Linked DNA regions of Mus musculus: region 2 is linked to region 1. The links are chromatin loops, found by intact Hi-C in ENCODE. Cell type or tissue: heart. All regions are shown on one strand. Each heading gives the region's core, and the rest is flanking DNA. Links, peaks and the distances in the headings are about the cores only.

Region 1 (7,546 bases), core at 2,111-6,110:
GGCTTAAGAAGCCTATGGAAGAAGGGTCTGGCTTCTGAAGACCTTCATATAATGGTGTTGTTTCTTCCTTATATGCTTTATGGAATTAACTGAAGAACTCACTTGGTTGTAGCATTTGAGTGAAGGGAAAAATCCCGCTAGTATGAGTTCAGTTTTTAAAAAAAATGAATAATAGATATCAAAGAGATATTTAGAATCTTCTCTATCTGCTTGTGTCAAGGACAATGAAATTTGAATTGGCAGCACTTTGTTCCTTAGAGTTAAGTTGTCAAACATAGTGCTAAAAAAATAGTACCTAACCTTTTACTGACTTAAAAGCAAATAAAATTTATAAGGTGAAATAGCTTATTTTTAAATCAAATCACTCATTTCCAGATAACTACAGTTTCAAACACAATGGTATGAAATCATACAGAGGGAATACCTGTGTATTTTACTCAATTCTCCTCAACAGTAACATGTAGAAAAGCTATGGGGTAATGCCACAGCCAGAATATTGATTCAGATAGAGCTATCATGAAAGAGTCTTTCGGTCACCATGGGGATCTCTCAGGCTGTCCTTTTGTAAACACACCCAATATTTTTCCCTATTACATCCTTAAAATCTGTCAATTATTAATCTGTCTTTCATTTCTAGAACACTAACCTTTCAGAATGTTATATAAATGAAATTAAACCTATGGATTCTTTTAGAACTTAGCTCTGTTAACAACTAAAAATTCAAAGGGTTCTTTCCGATATCCTCTGTTCCTGTGAGTTCTAACACTTTGGATTTTATGTTTAGAACTTTTCCTTGGGGATATTTAAAACCCTCTGTTAAGTGAATTTAATACTTCCAATCATCTTTTACATTTACTCAGAGATCTTCCTACTTATCAAGGTAACAGTTTTATAGACATGTGGCTATTGGACTTCTGCCACCCGCTTTCTGACCAGAAGGTCTAGGAGTCCTTGGCTGTGGTTCATCACATGATCCACAATGACACAGAGAGGTCAGAGTCAGGCCTCACTATCGCTGGTAGGAGTAAAAGCCCTAATTCTCTGCCTTGCCTCTTCTTTCCTCACACCACAGGGGTTAGGGTGGGACTGGGTGATGGTCAGAGTCATTAAAAGTAAAGGTCCAAGGTCCTCTTGTGACTTTCTAGCAAGGATCAAAGACCCAGCCCCCTAGGCAGCTAATGATGCCACCAAAGAAGGGATGCAGGTGGCAGTAGAGAGGAAATTGGGGCATCTTGTTACAGTAGGACTGGAAAGTATACATTCATTATTAATCTTACAGACATAGGGAATGGACATGTGGCTATCAGGGTGTGTATGTATAGGAGGGTAGTTATTAATGACCCAGTTTTATCTTGCCAGCCTAGCTATTATCTGTTCCCATCTATCTTGATTTTTCTGCCAGTGCCCTTTGGAATATTTCATTTTTACAGCTTCCACTTGGAGAAGAAAAACAAACAAACAAGCAAGCAAACAAATAAACAGTAACCTACCACTGAACCCATCCTCAGGACCCAGGCTCTCTGAGTCACCTACCTCTTGCACAGACTTCTAGTCTTGCTTTAGCAGAATTCTCAGGGGTCTGTGTTATTCCTGTGTAGGAGGAGAAATAGGAGGGAGTACGCTTATCTCATCCTTCTGGAGTAGAAGTCCCATCATCCTTTGGGCTTTTGTAAAAGCCTTCATGCAGACTGTCCTCCTTCACACCAGACTACAGGTCTGTAAGCCCCTGTGAGTTACTGCTTTACAAGATATGAGCCTCCCACCTTGAATCTAAAAATATATGTCGAGGTAATAAGTCTGCCATGTAGCAATAAAGTTCCTGAATGAAAGTACAAAACCAACTCATATTTAACTATAATCCAAAGAAATGACTCACATGGGAGGCATTTTTTTGTTGTTGTTGCAGCTGAATCAAAGCTAGTGTTAGTTTTGTGCTTTGCAGATAGATGCTCCAAGGCTTATCTGCATTAACACTGGTGAGTGTGGGGTTCTTTTACTCTCGAAAGAGAGTGGGTGGGACCGGTGCATTTCTTCCCAATGTTTTCTAGAATCCATGAGTAAAATTATATAAATTGGAAAATTTCTTTTTAAAAAGTTAAAACTGAGTTGTATGTATTTAACAGTTATGAAAACAATTTGATTTAGGTCATCTGGGTAGTATATGAAGTTCCCAAGGGATCCTGTCCCCCAAGTGTGGCATCTGTACACACAGCATCATCCACACACTTCCCTGCTACTTTATTATTATTATTATTATTTTTAATCTACGAGCTCTATAGGGATAGTGTTGTGGAAAATTTTAATTTTAATCCAGGGTTTCTATCCTGCCATTGATTATGTAGGTCTTGGATAAAACACATGCAATTTGTATTATTTATAGTAAGCCTTACACAGCACAAGAGCTGGGCAGATATCTATACTCTGTGTTATTGAAATCTATTTTTCTGTCAATAACCTCTGGTTATTTCTTACAATGTTTGATCTGGGCTGCTCTGCACTCCCATTGGTCAGCCTTCAAGGCCATGTTCTCATGAGCTCGCCTACCCCATGGCATCTCTCTCTTCCTCCTTCACCTTCTCCTGCTTCTCATGGTTCTCCTTTGACCGCTAGTCCAGGAATCCTAAACTCCACCTGTGTCTCTTCTGCCCAGTTATTGGCTATCAGCATCTTTATTTACCAATCAAAAATGACTTGGGGGCTAGGTCACATAGGATCACTTGGGTCTCTGGGGCAACCAGGTCTTGGGATCCCACAGTTGGCATTACAATATACAGCAAAATCAAACTCAATAAGATCGCATCTTTGCGTTTATTTTCACTTTTTCTTTTAAAGATAACAGAAACTATTATCTCAAAGTTAGATAGGACAAACCAATAAAAGGAAAAGAGCCAAAGATAAGGTTCGAGAACCAGAGACCCATTGTTCACAGACTCAGGAATCCCATAAAATCATCAAACTAGAAACTCCTTCTGCCTCCTTTCGGTGAGGTTCCCTGAGCCCGGGTGGGAGGGATTTGCTGAAGAGGTTCCACTTAGAGCTGTGCGTTCCCAGGTCGCCCACTCTGTGTAGTCTGACTGTGCGTCTCAGCATTTGTTCCTGTCTGCTGCAGGACAAAGCTTCCCGATGACGATGACGGCTGAGCAAGGCACTGAACCATGAGTATCACGAAATTTGATTCTTAATTTCGGAAATGATGTTGTCCTTTTCTTTGCTGGCATTGGGAAGGTTTGCCAATTTTATTAATCTTTTGAAGGAACTTTTTATTGTATTGATTTTTCTTTACCAACGTCACCAATTCCCACTGATTCTGAGGACTAAACTCAAGGCCTCTCAGGAGCTAAGCTCTACATGGTACATGGCCAGCCTTCTTACTTAAATTAAAAAAACAAACCAGGGACTCACTAAGGGGCCATGAAGCTTAAAGTTGCCCCATGATCCAGCCTTTACCTCTGCTTCTGCCTTCATATGGGCTAAGATCATCAGGCCCATTCATTTTTTCTGCTTACTGGATGAACCACACAGGTGCAAATATTCTGATCAGTGAAAGTGCATCAAAGGGTTGATAAGGATGAACCCCGGGGGAGAGAGTGATAATCACTGGGGGAAAGGATTTGAGCAAGTACAGGTATATAACAGAGTCTTTAATTCAAACAGCAAAATTTTAATTTCTTAAGATGGATGGTATCCACCCATATTTGTATGCCAGAAATACTACATAATATATTACAGGAAGAAAAGAAAACAATTTTCATGTCAGCATATTGTAAAACAATGAAATATAAATACCAGTTTCAGATGCTGGAAACCCCCTTCATATAGCATCTTTATTCACGAACATTCTTCCAGATAATGTGCCTTCTATTCTATTCTGTTCTACGAAAAGAGAATAAGGCATTAGAGAAAAAGTCACTTTCAAGGACAATAAGTGTGAATTTAGATTAAGTTACAGATAATAGAGCAAACTCAAGGAACTAAACAAGAGAATAATACTTGGATTTGAAAGCTATGCCTTTTACTGATAAATCTATAACCTAACTTTGTATATTTGGATGTGTCAAAATTGTAAACCGTGGGCTGGGATACTGAGAAAAGAGACGAAGGTAGGTGTTTCCTCTCACGTGGGTGGACTGAGACTGGGAAGGAGAAAGTCCTGGTTCGTCCCCAGCCAGTCTCAGCCTGCTTCCATCTCCAGAGCCCCGTGGGCTCTTCCCAAGGCTCTGCTGCCAAATACATCCGTGCATTGCAGCCTTCATTTCCTTGGTAACCTGGACCGAGGTTTATTGCCTGTTACGAAAGGGCCTTCTCCATTGCTGTTATTAAGGGGAGACGGGGGAACGAACGCAAAACAAAACAGGAGGTAGAAAAGACAGAAAGCAGAACTTGGATTGCCTTTCCACTGAAATCCATTTTCCTTTCTCAAATTCAGAAGGTCATGGCCACGGTGAAGTCCACCTTGCCCACCCCCTTTCTACTAAAGGCAGATGCTCTGTCCGGCTGGAGAACCTTAGTAAAAGGGCATTTCCTGTGTGTCCAGGTCCCGGCCGCGTCTCTGTGTAGCCAGGGTTGATTTCAACACTGTTCTCGCGATGTAAGGCGGCTTTATCGGCTCCTCCCTAAGTCTCTTTTAAACACAATAAACTAACCGTGTCTTCACATTCCTCAGGGAAGCCAATCTTTCTGGTTCACAGAGAGAAGAAACAGAAGATTTTTTTCCAAGTTAAAAGAATTATTAAACTAATCTTAGTATAAATAAGGGAAACCAAGATGATTCAAGGAAACTCTCAGAATGGTCAAAATGTCTTTTATTTACAAACCTGTTTTTACCAGTTTTAATGCAGTTCTGAATCTGTTTTCCTAGCATTTTCAAATTCCTGAGACCCTAGAATGTTGATAAAATGATGATAAAATGAATTAGAGATATAACAACAACAACAACAACAACAACAGCCAACAAAGTGAAACCAAAAGAAAGGACAGAGATGGTTGGTAAGCAACAAGAGAGATTTAATGCTAAACCACTTCCCCAAAGAATTTAACTTCAAGTTAAAAAGTCAGGCAGTAAGTTTATGGAACCTAGTTTGTGACGAAAACAAAACAAAACACAAAAAACAAAAACAAAAAAAAATACAAAAAAACCCAACAACCTTATTTTAAATTATTTAATGTATTTTGAAACTTGAGAGGTCTTTCTTTGAAAACTGAAATTTCTCCAACTCTGCATATTTGAGTTAACTATATGGGAGTTTTCAAAATTGTGTGGGAAAGACACACCAAACTGTATACTGCTTTTTAGGAAAAAGATTTGATTTTCCCACTTAAGAAGGATTTCTAATTATTATATAAACTCAGTGAAAAATAACGGGAATCATTACATACAATAGTAAGGTAGTTTTGCCCTCTCATCTCTTTCTAGGCTTTCCCTACACGTATCCTTCTATAAGTGCAGGGCACATCATCCACTTGGTTCTTTGTCTTTTTTTTTTTTTTCAGTAGTTATATATATAGTTTTGTAGAATATTGCCAATCTAAAGCTTGGTTGTTGCCTCTCCATTGTTATGTTCATGGAGGGCACATATAAACATGTACATGCACAGATGAACATACGTATCTGAGTATCAGAGTGTAGCGATAGGAGGACCAAGTGGTGCATCCGTTACTGGCTAGCCTTTGTTCTTCCAGGCCCTGAGCGTTTGCCTTGGAGATGCTGAGTCAGAGAATTAGACTCTTAGGAAAAACTACTTTTCATAATGGCTCCAGTGTTTATTAAAATCACCAATATGCACTCATTCAAGTTTCATAATGTCCTCAAGTAAAATTAGATAGTTCGTTGATTTCTAAATAGTTTTAGTTTGCTTACATTTCATAGTCGCACTGTTTGGTGATGAGGACGGATGCATTCACATGTTTATTTCCTAATATTCTTTGTCCTTTGTAAATGTGTTGGTTCCAGTGAAGAAAATACAATTCAGGTGGTTGGATGATAATCACGAAATGTGTTCTTGACTAGAAACTGAGCAAACTTCCAGTGTTCTTATAGTTTCTACCATGTTATCCTAAACACAGTTCTCCTTTGAAGTAGAAATTTTGATTAAATTGGCTTGTAGGCCACTGTGTATTGATGTGAGATGTCTTAGCTGTAATATTGTGGCATTATCTGTAGGAATTATGACTATGTTATTCTCAAATCTTTGAACAGATTTGGTTTATTTGGCTTTCCAAATTGTGCTGTGTTAATGACAAGCAGTCATAAGTACTTCAATTCAGTAGATTATCTTCTAAAATTTTGAAATCTCCTAAAGTTATTTTAAATGTTTTAAGACTTGAGAATTCTTTATAGCTAAAATCTCTGTAACTATCTGAATGATTTTGAGTGAATTGTGGTTTGCAATACATAGAATAATTTCTGAATATTGTATTAGCTTTTAAACTTGTTTTGAGGAGGAGGTAGAAGTAGTGGTTATGAATGGCCGAGAAGCACCTGAAAAAATGTTCAACATCCTTAGTCATCAGGGAAATGCAAATCAAAACAACCCTGAGATTCCACCTCACACCAGTCAGAATGGCTATGATCAAAAACTCAGGCGACAGCAGATGCTGGCGAGGATGTGGAGAAAGAGAAACACTCCTCCATTGCTGGTGGGATTGCAAGCTGGTACAAATACTCTGGAAATCAGTTTGGCGATTCCTCAGGAAATTGGACATAGTACTACTGGAAGACCCAGCAATACCTCTCCTGGGCATATACCCAGAAGATGTTCCAACCGGTAATAAGGACACATGCTCCATTATGTTCATAGCAGCCTTATTTATAGTAGCCAGAAGCTGGAAAGAACCCAGATGTCCCTCAACAGAGAAATGGATACAGAAAATGTGGTACATTTACACAATGGAGTACTACTCAACTATTAAAAACAATGAATTTATAAAATTCTTACACAAATGGATGTATCTGAAGGATATCATCCTGAGTGAGGCAACCCAGTCACAAAAGAACACACATGATATGCACTCACTTATAAGTGGATATTAGCCCAGAAACTTAGAATACTCAAGATACAATTTGCAAAACACATGAAATTGGAGAAGAAGGAAGACCAAAGTGTGGATACAGATAATCCAGAGATTGTTCCACTTGGGGATTCACGCCATAAACAACCACCAAACCCAGACACTAGGCAGATGCCAATAAGAGCCTGCTGACAGGAGCCTGATATAGCTGTCTTCTGCGAGGCTCTGCCAATGCCTGGCAAATACAGAAGTGGATGCTCACAGTCATCCATTGGATGGAGCACAAGGACCCACCCCAATTAAGGAGCCAGAGAAATATCCAGGGAGCTGAAGGGGACTGAAGCCCCACAGGAGGAACATCAATATGAACTAACTAGTACCCCCAGAGCTCCTTGGACCTATACCACCAATCAAAGAAAACACATGGTGGAACTTGTGGCTCTAGCTGCATATGTAGCAGAGGATGGCCTAGTTGGTCATCAATGGGAGGAGAGGCCCTTGGTCCTGTGAAGGCTCAATGCCCCAGTATAGGGGAATG
Region 2 (7,546 bases), core at 1,967-5,966, 190 kb before region 1:
TTTCTGTTTTTCCACTATTTTTATAATATTATTGTACTTTTCTATTTTGGCACTCACTTACAGTATTATGTTATGCTAGGCAATGTATTAGTATAACTAAGACATGGCATTTAAATACAGAACCACAACCAAGGCCAGTAACATGACTAATTTAACTATTTCTTTTTATCTTTTGTCACCTTATCAATAAAACAGAAGAATTTCCCACTCATGAGATTATAGTGACTAGCACATGAGATTACGCAGGGAAAGCATTTCCCAGTAAGCCAAGCACACACCAATGGACTGTTAGCATAATTTTTAGCTTAATTTAAAGATTTCATATTTTGTGCAAGTGAGTAAATATGTATGAAATGAGTTTAACACTTTCACAATGTTGAATTGTTCACGGAACCAAGCTTCTCTAGGGAACTTATACAAGTTTTCAACAATGTCCCCATCAAGAGAGATGGTTTACTGTTGTTACTAAAGAGTGTGGTTGGAGATAATGCAATGTATTTTCATGTTTTTTCAGAATTCTTCAATTAAGTTTTTAAGAGCTCACAATGTAAAGCATTGGTTTTTTTTTACCCCCCTTAGGAAGAAGAAAACAGATTTAATACCATGATAGAGCAATTTGTGCTAATACATTAAAGGGTTTGCTCTATTTTTTTAGTGTGTGTGTGTGTGTGTGTGTGTGTGTGTGTGTGCGTGCGCACGTGTGAGCACACATATTTCCTGTAGTGCGTGCATGTGTCTATGCATGGACCTGCAGCTGGAGGAGGACGGTGGGACTTCGGGTGTTTTTCTCTATCACTTGCCACCTTATATGTTGAAGTTCACTGTTGTGGCAGCGAGGTTGACTAGGCATCAAGCTCTGGGGACCATTTGACTCTTTCAGTGAATTCTGGGATTACAGGCATGCACAGCCATGGTGGACTTCCACATGGAGGCTGGGTATTTAATTCAGATCCTTTTGCTTGCATGGCAAATGCTCTTTCCCACAGATCTGCTCCTCAGCCCCTGGCCTACTCTTTTTTCAATACAGTGGAGAAGTTATTTATAAAGTTATAGAACTTATTTCCTAAGGTTCTATAGCAAGGGAATGAACTTTTCTGCATTTTAAAGGTATCAAATATAAAGAGCATATTTTACTTCACCTTCTTGTCTAGAGCCCTTTAACTCAGTGGCTGTGAGCATTGCCTCTCCTATAAGAGAGTGTTCTGTCTTCCCCAAACATCTTCTGCTGATAGCTCCTAGATCGCCTGTGAGCTTTCTGCACAGTTCACCAGCGCTGTCCTACTCATTGCAGCCCCAGGGAGAGACAGGACAGCTTAGGAGTTTTATGTCCATGGCTCCCGAAGTGCTGATGTTTTGGACTTTCTATTTGTTATTTTCAATGGCCACTGAAGAAACCGCTCCCATGATGGAGGAGCACAGCAGCTAACATCAGCAGATACAGGCTTGTTCTTCACATAAGGGTGAGGTTGGAAGTCTGTCTCTCTAGCTGCTCTCATCTGCCCTTGTAGCAGCTCAGAGAGCTGGGTATAGAAGAATTTCCAGCCACAATGACTCGCTCCAGATCTTGCCCACACCACACCAGGGTGCATGATATTCTTTAGAGAAAGTTCCATTTGTTACCAGGAGATGTAGAACACGCACTCTGTTTCTCAAAGATGTTAAACCAACATATCCACAATGGTTTATGGATATTTTGTTTTAAAGCTAGAATAACTGCTTTACTTAGTTTGCAATGAAGTAAGTGAAATCATGCTTTGTTATCAGTCACATCCTTTGCTTGTGTGACTATTCAATGCTTGGGACAGCTTGGCCCCATCATGAAGATAATAGATTCAGTGAGAAACTCAACTGGAAAACTGACAAATGACATACACAAGTTTATCATGGTTCCAAAGGGAGAACACGAGACTTCGCCGATGGGATGGTAGGATCTGTTGGCTTCCGTCTGAGTCAATGTGTAAAACAGGTTCCAGGACTTTCTCCCACTTCATGATGCTAAGTTACAGAGGGGGCAGGTGAGTAAGAAAATTATTCACAGACAATGCGGAGCACATTTTGGGACCTTCAGTATTTCACCCTGTCTTTATAATTGCTCTTTTTGGGCCTTTGCTCTCTTCCCCCAACTCCCTCACTGGGTCACTGTGTACTTCCCCCAGCCCTCTTCTTGACCTCAGCCCTCCCTCTTCTCATAGTTCCTTTGCACAGCATCAAATATCAGAGTCTTGCTGACGGTAGGCAGGCTAAGCACCAAACCACATTGCCTTTATCTCCTGATAGAAGAATATCTCATTTGTTTATTATTTAAAGCAGGAAGATTTCCCCTGAAAACTATGTTCTCACATAAATAATGAAATAATGGACATTGGTTTATTTCAAAGCTGCCAAATAAAAGAATGTAAATGACATTAATAATAATAGTATTATTTTTAGATTTATTAATTTATTTAACTTATGTATACGAGTGCTCTATCTGCATGTACACCTGCATGCCAAAAGATGCCAGCAGAACTCATTAGAGATGGTTGTAAGCTATCAAATAGTTGCTGGAAATTGAACTCAGGACCACTGGAAGAGCAGCCAGTGCTCTTAATCTCTGAGCCATCTTGTCAGCCTCTAGACATTAGTCTCTGCTTTTTTAGATTTGTTTAGGTGACTGGCTTTAGGTATAAGACCTAATTGTGAATCTAAGTAAATATGATGTGCTAAGTTCTGCAAGAACCCTTTGGGTGATCCCTTTAAGGGATCCCAAAGCTTTCAAGAGTATGTATGATGGGGCTGAGTTCCTTAAATAGCTTCAAATACACATTTTCTTTTTGGAGAGTCAAGCCAACATTGGACATTAAGACATGCCTAATCAAGAGACTCCTATAGCTGAAAGGAGATACCTGAAAGTTGAGTATTCAATACATGGTGCTACCACAATGGACATTTCATACCCTTCATATTTGTGGTCAGTTCCACACAGAAAGAGAATTCTCCCTGACCTGGATGCTTTTATGTGTCAATGTGACACAAGCAACAGTCTTCAAAGAGAAAAGAGCCTCAGCTGAGGAAATGCCTTCATGAAATCCAGTTGTAGGGCATTTTCTCAATTAGTGATCAACGGGGGGAGGGGCCAATCAATGGTCAGCGGTGCCATCCCTGGGCTGGTAGTCCTGGATTCGATAAGAAAGCAGGTTGAATAAGCCCTGGGAAGCAAGCCAGTAAGCAGCACCCCTCCATGGCTTCTGCATCAGCTCCTGCCCCCAAGATCCTTCCCTGTTGGAATTCCGATCCTTACTTCCTTCAGTGATGAACAGTGGTATAGAAGTGTAAGATGAATAAACCTACATATTGCTTTTTAGTCATGCTGTTTTGTTGCAGCACTAGAAACCTAACTAAGGCACTCGTGGGAAGGAAGGATGTTGGCTAATCACATTTCACCACAGAAATAGAGAATCTGATTCTCTTTTCCTCGGATTTTTGTATTTGCTACTCAGAATATCAGTGCAACATCCTCCAAGCTAGGAAAAAAAGGAGCGTTCATTGCATGTGATGCAAGGCACATCTCAATTCCGAACATCCGTGGGTGCTCTAAAAACTCATGTTCTTAAGGACCTGGAAGCTCTGTTGCCAGGATGGGCTATGAGCCATTGAATGAGAGAAGGAAGAATGGTAATTAGACTGCCTGCACTGCCCTGGACCAAGATTTTCTTTCCTCATCTCTGGGAAGGCGAGCCTTTATCATCCCCTCTGTCACCAAACATCTAGCTCCACCTTCTATTCATCAGTATCCGCTGCTGACCTCACTTGTTATTCTCTTGAGGAAGTAGCAGCTTTCAGAAGAGATGACTTCATCTCGGCGCCAGCAGATTTGTCAGCCTCCCTTGGGATGATGCTGGCCTCTGCTAAGGCCATGGGTCTCATCCTTTCGTTTGCAACTGTCCTCTTTCCCCGAGTCATTATTTCACCTATTGTCAACTAGAATTCTCAAGCATTGAAGCTGGTGTCTTAAATAAAAAAAGCTTACACCCATCTCTAATCTATTCCTTAAGTTTAGTAAAACTAATGGTGTGATTTGTATATGTTCAATATATCTTAATCCTCTACTTACATCCTTTTTCTAAGAATCGTTGATTTAAAAAAAGGTACCTATGGCATTCTTTCACACTAACTTTCAAATGTCAAATGGATGCTTTATACTTTCTATTTCATAAAAATGCGTTGAGAATGCAGTATTTTTCATAATAGCAATCCATACACTATTTAACACAAAGGATAATATGCTTGTGGATCAGGACTCCCCTCCCCGCCATGTTCTCATTCTATATAGAGTATACAGAGGCATCTATGGAATTGTAGCCACAATGGCAATCGTTTGCCAACCCCAGTCCCAGATGATTGTCTTTTCATTTTTAAAAAATCATTACTAGCATCTCGTGAACTATAAAATCCATGTTTAGTTGGTTTCCATTGGTCAGATGGTCTTCCAAGACAGTAATGAGGGATAGGTATGAAATCTCTTCATGTTTTGCACTTTAGTTGATACAACTCACAATAACTACTTCTTTGTAAGAATTGTGGATGCCACTTAAGGTTTGTATGAAATCGTTTGAACTTCTTTAAGAAGTTTTCTGCTTTTGGAAGCTCAAGTGTTGCTCAAAGAAGGTTCACACCCAAAATATAAATAAATATAATCTGCTTGGCCATGACTCATTTTCTTCCTGGTGACTGCTTCTCTGTCATTATTAAAGATTTGTCCCAAGAAGAGTTAGAAAGCATTGTATATGAGGAGGTAGCTATAGAAAATTAGGATCTTCTCTGGTCATTCACTTAACCCAAAGGTGGTGGTGGATTTACAAGGATATGATCTCTCTACCCAAGCTTCATGAAGACTTTGCTGAGCTAGTCTGCCACATAGACATATATCTTTTAAGACAAACACATCTTGCACAACTCCTACTTCAGAGTTTTCATTACCTTTTTATGTTTTATTCAGTTAAGGACAGTGCAGGTCTTGTAATATAATAAATGATAAGCTGTAAAATTATCCAGAAATGGAAAGCCCTGCATCTGCATTCTGATTCTTTGATGAGAGGAAGTCATATGCCTCTTGTAAGGCCCATGGACTAGTCATGATCACCACAAATTTGCAAATTGCTACTGTTTTGTAGATTGCTCACACTGGGCAGAAAGTGGCTGCTGGGTGCCTTGCTGAAGGACATACCAGTAGGTGTGTACACATATGGCAGAAGGTTAGAGTCAATATTTCCAGCTGGAGTTCAGCAACTGGAATCAAAGGCAAGATAAAGAAATACGTGACTGGATGAAAGTTCTGTGAAAAGGGAGGCCACTTGGTTAGGTTACTGTTCCTCTCTTCAGAGATAAGCAATCCCTTTTGAGAAGCTTCAAGCTAAATAGCATAGCTGGTAGACAGGGAAAAGGGCCCTAAATGCCCATGAATTGCTTTGGAATCAAAACATTTATTCCTCAAGGAATGTTCAGGAAGAATCCTACAAGATTCATAAGTCCCTCTCCTTAAGGTTTTATAAGTAGTAACAATTACTGTAGGAAAAAATCCTCTCTTCCATGCTGAGCTGTCTGCAAGTCCTACTGGAGCTACAAGGATACGCCCATGCTCTAGTGGGCTTTTTGGTGATATAGCTTATTTTGAACCACCTGTGACTTTCTAAGTAATTCTTCACTCTTGATCAATAAGTAATCCAACAATCTCTCTGGTAAACTATCTCTTGTTTCCTGTCTATTGACAGACTTTCTTTGCCCATTGAAAACTGAAAATGTGAATATTCATTGCTAGGGGATACTTGTGCAAACACACCGAAGACTTCATTGTTAGAGAGGGCCCTCCGTCCTTCCTACATCTAGACACAAGTCTTGCCAAGGATGAGGGCAGCAGTAATTGCTGGACAGAGTCACGAATACAAACAACTGGTAATTTGCTATGGGATAATGGTATGTTTGGAGATTAAGAGGTGTCAACTGCTGGCTCATCCTACATTGTCTCCTCAGATAAGACCTAGAAAGCACACATCCAAAGGTAACATTATGAAGACCATCAAAGTGGTGATTGAAGCACTGGGATGTATAGGATGGGCACATCCTGAGTTGGTCCCAATCACATCTTCAGGAAGCTGCTCCTGTGTCCACATCAACAATCCCAAGAGTTTCCCCTTACTGGGAAATCACTTTGTAGAAATCTAGTAAGTTCTTCAAAATCTCATGTAGAGCTGCTTATAAATAAAGATTTCTGCATCCACTGTGGACATTTCTGTCAGCTACTTTACCCAGTCCCTTTTCCTTCCATGTCTGCGGAACACACACTAGGCTCTAAGCTTTGTGGAAAGTTTTATGAATAGGTAAAGTGGGTGGCATTCATCATCTCTGTGCTCAGGAGCTGTGCAGGACCCATTGGCTGGAGGAGTGTTAAGGTTTTGGGTATGAGATATCCTTTGCTGGCTCATGCTGTTGAAAACTTGGTCTCAAGCTGTTGGCACTGTTTAGAATGAGAGTAATCCTTTGGGAGTTGGAGACTGGCTGGAAGAAGGAGCTGCTCTGTGGGTGTATGGATAGGGGCAACTATGACAATTTCTGAGGGTTGTGCCTTATTTGTGGCATGAACTCTCTGCTTCATGGTGGGAGGGGGCATCATACCCAAAGCAGCTGTTCCAGGATCCCACCTCCATGAACTAAGCCCTGTGTCGTGCCTTCCCTGCTACGATAGACTGAACATTTGCAACTGTGAGCCAGAATAAGTTGTCCCCACTTAAGTTGCTTCTATTAGGTATTTTGTAATAGCTGAGACACTGGCCTAAAAGAAATATCAAACCAAAAGTTCCAACATAGAGAGAGGAAAGGGTGGTGAAGGAGGAACAAGTGTGTGTATGTGTGTGGGGTGTTCAGCCTGCAGTGAATGGTGGGTGATATTGAAAGCCTGGAGTGAGATTCATTTCTGATTATTTACACAAACCTTTTCAAGAAATTCTGATGATTAACAGGTGTGGGATCGAGTAAACTTTGTCTGCTCTTTGTACCCTCAAAGCCAAAGGGACTTGATGAATGTTCCTCCTTGAGATGTATCACAAAAGCAAAAAGCAATTAAAAATGTTATAACAGTGAGTGTACTTTTTTTTTTATGTGATCAGTGCCCTTTGGATACTTTCCTATCCCACTGCTTGTGTGAGATTCTGCAATTCCGTTGATCTTCCATATAAGGATGACACATTTCATAGGCACCAAAGACTCGATACCAGTTCAAGCAAAGTTGTAGTGTGACAGAAACATGACCTAAAAACCACGTCTTCTAATTCTCAGCTGTGAAAGACCATGTCTGTCATCACATGTTCCTGACACTTAAACTCAAACACGAATTATGCCTGTGCCTTTCATAGAGTCACTTAAATATGCTATGGTGTAATTGATAGTGGCTATGGAAAATTAGTCTGTTTCAGGAAAGTGACATTTTTCTTTTTCTAATAAAGAAAGCTGTGGGAGTCAGTGCAGGTCCCTGATATGCCCAACAAGCTCTATTGATACCAAGACAGAGAAA

The links. A loop is a pair of places that touch in the nucleus more often than their neighbours do. Peaks named below come from ENCODE experiments on the same cell type or tissue, not always from the same donor. Only the 100,000 strongest peaks of a DNase experiment are listed, where the experiment ranks them.
Region 2: it touches region 1 in a loop (2.4-fold over the local background); 2 of 42 quality-filtered maps call a loop at or near these places.

What each region holds. Positions count from the first base shown.
Region 1 is chr10:23,072,690-23,080,235 of GRCm38, forward strand. No RefSeq gene overlaps it. Among named protein-coding and RNA genes, the nearest start is that of Gm35179, 74 kb to the left of the region's middle. In heart, for the core only: no CTCF peak of the experiment used is centred there; a DNase peak (open chromatin) is centred at 4,542; H3K4me3 peaks cover 476 bases.
Region 2 is chr10:22,883,878-22,891,423 of GRCm38, forward strand. No RefSeq gene overlaps it. Among named protein-coding and RNA genes, the nearest start is that of Gm46217, 35 kb to the left of the region's middle. In heart, for the core only: no CTCF peak of the experiment used is centred there; a DNase peak (open chromatin) is centred at 3,844.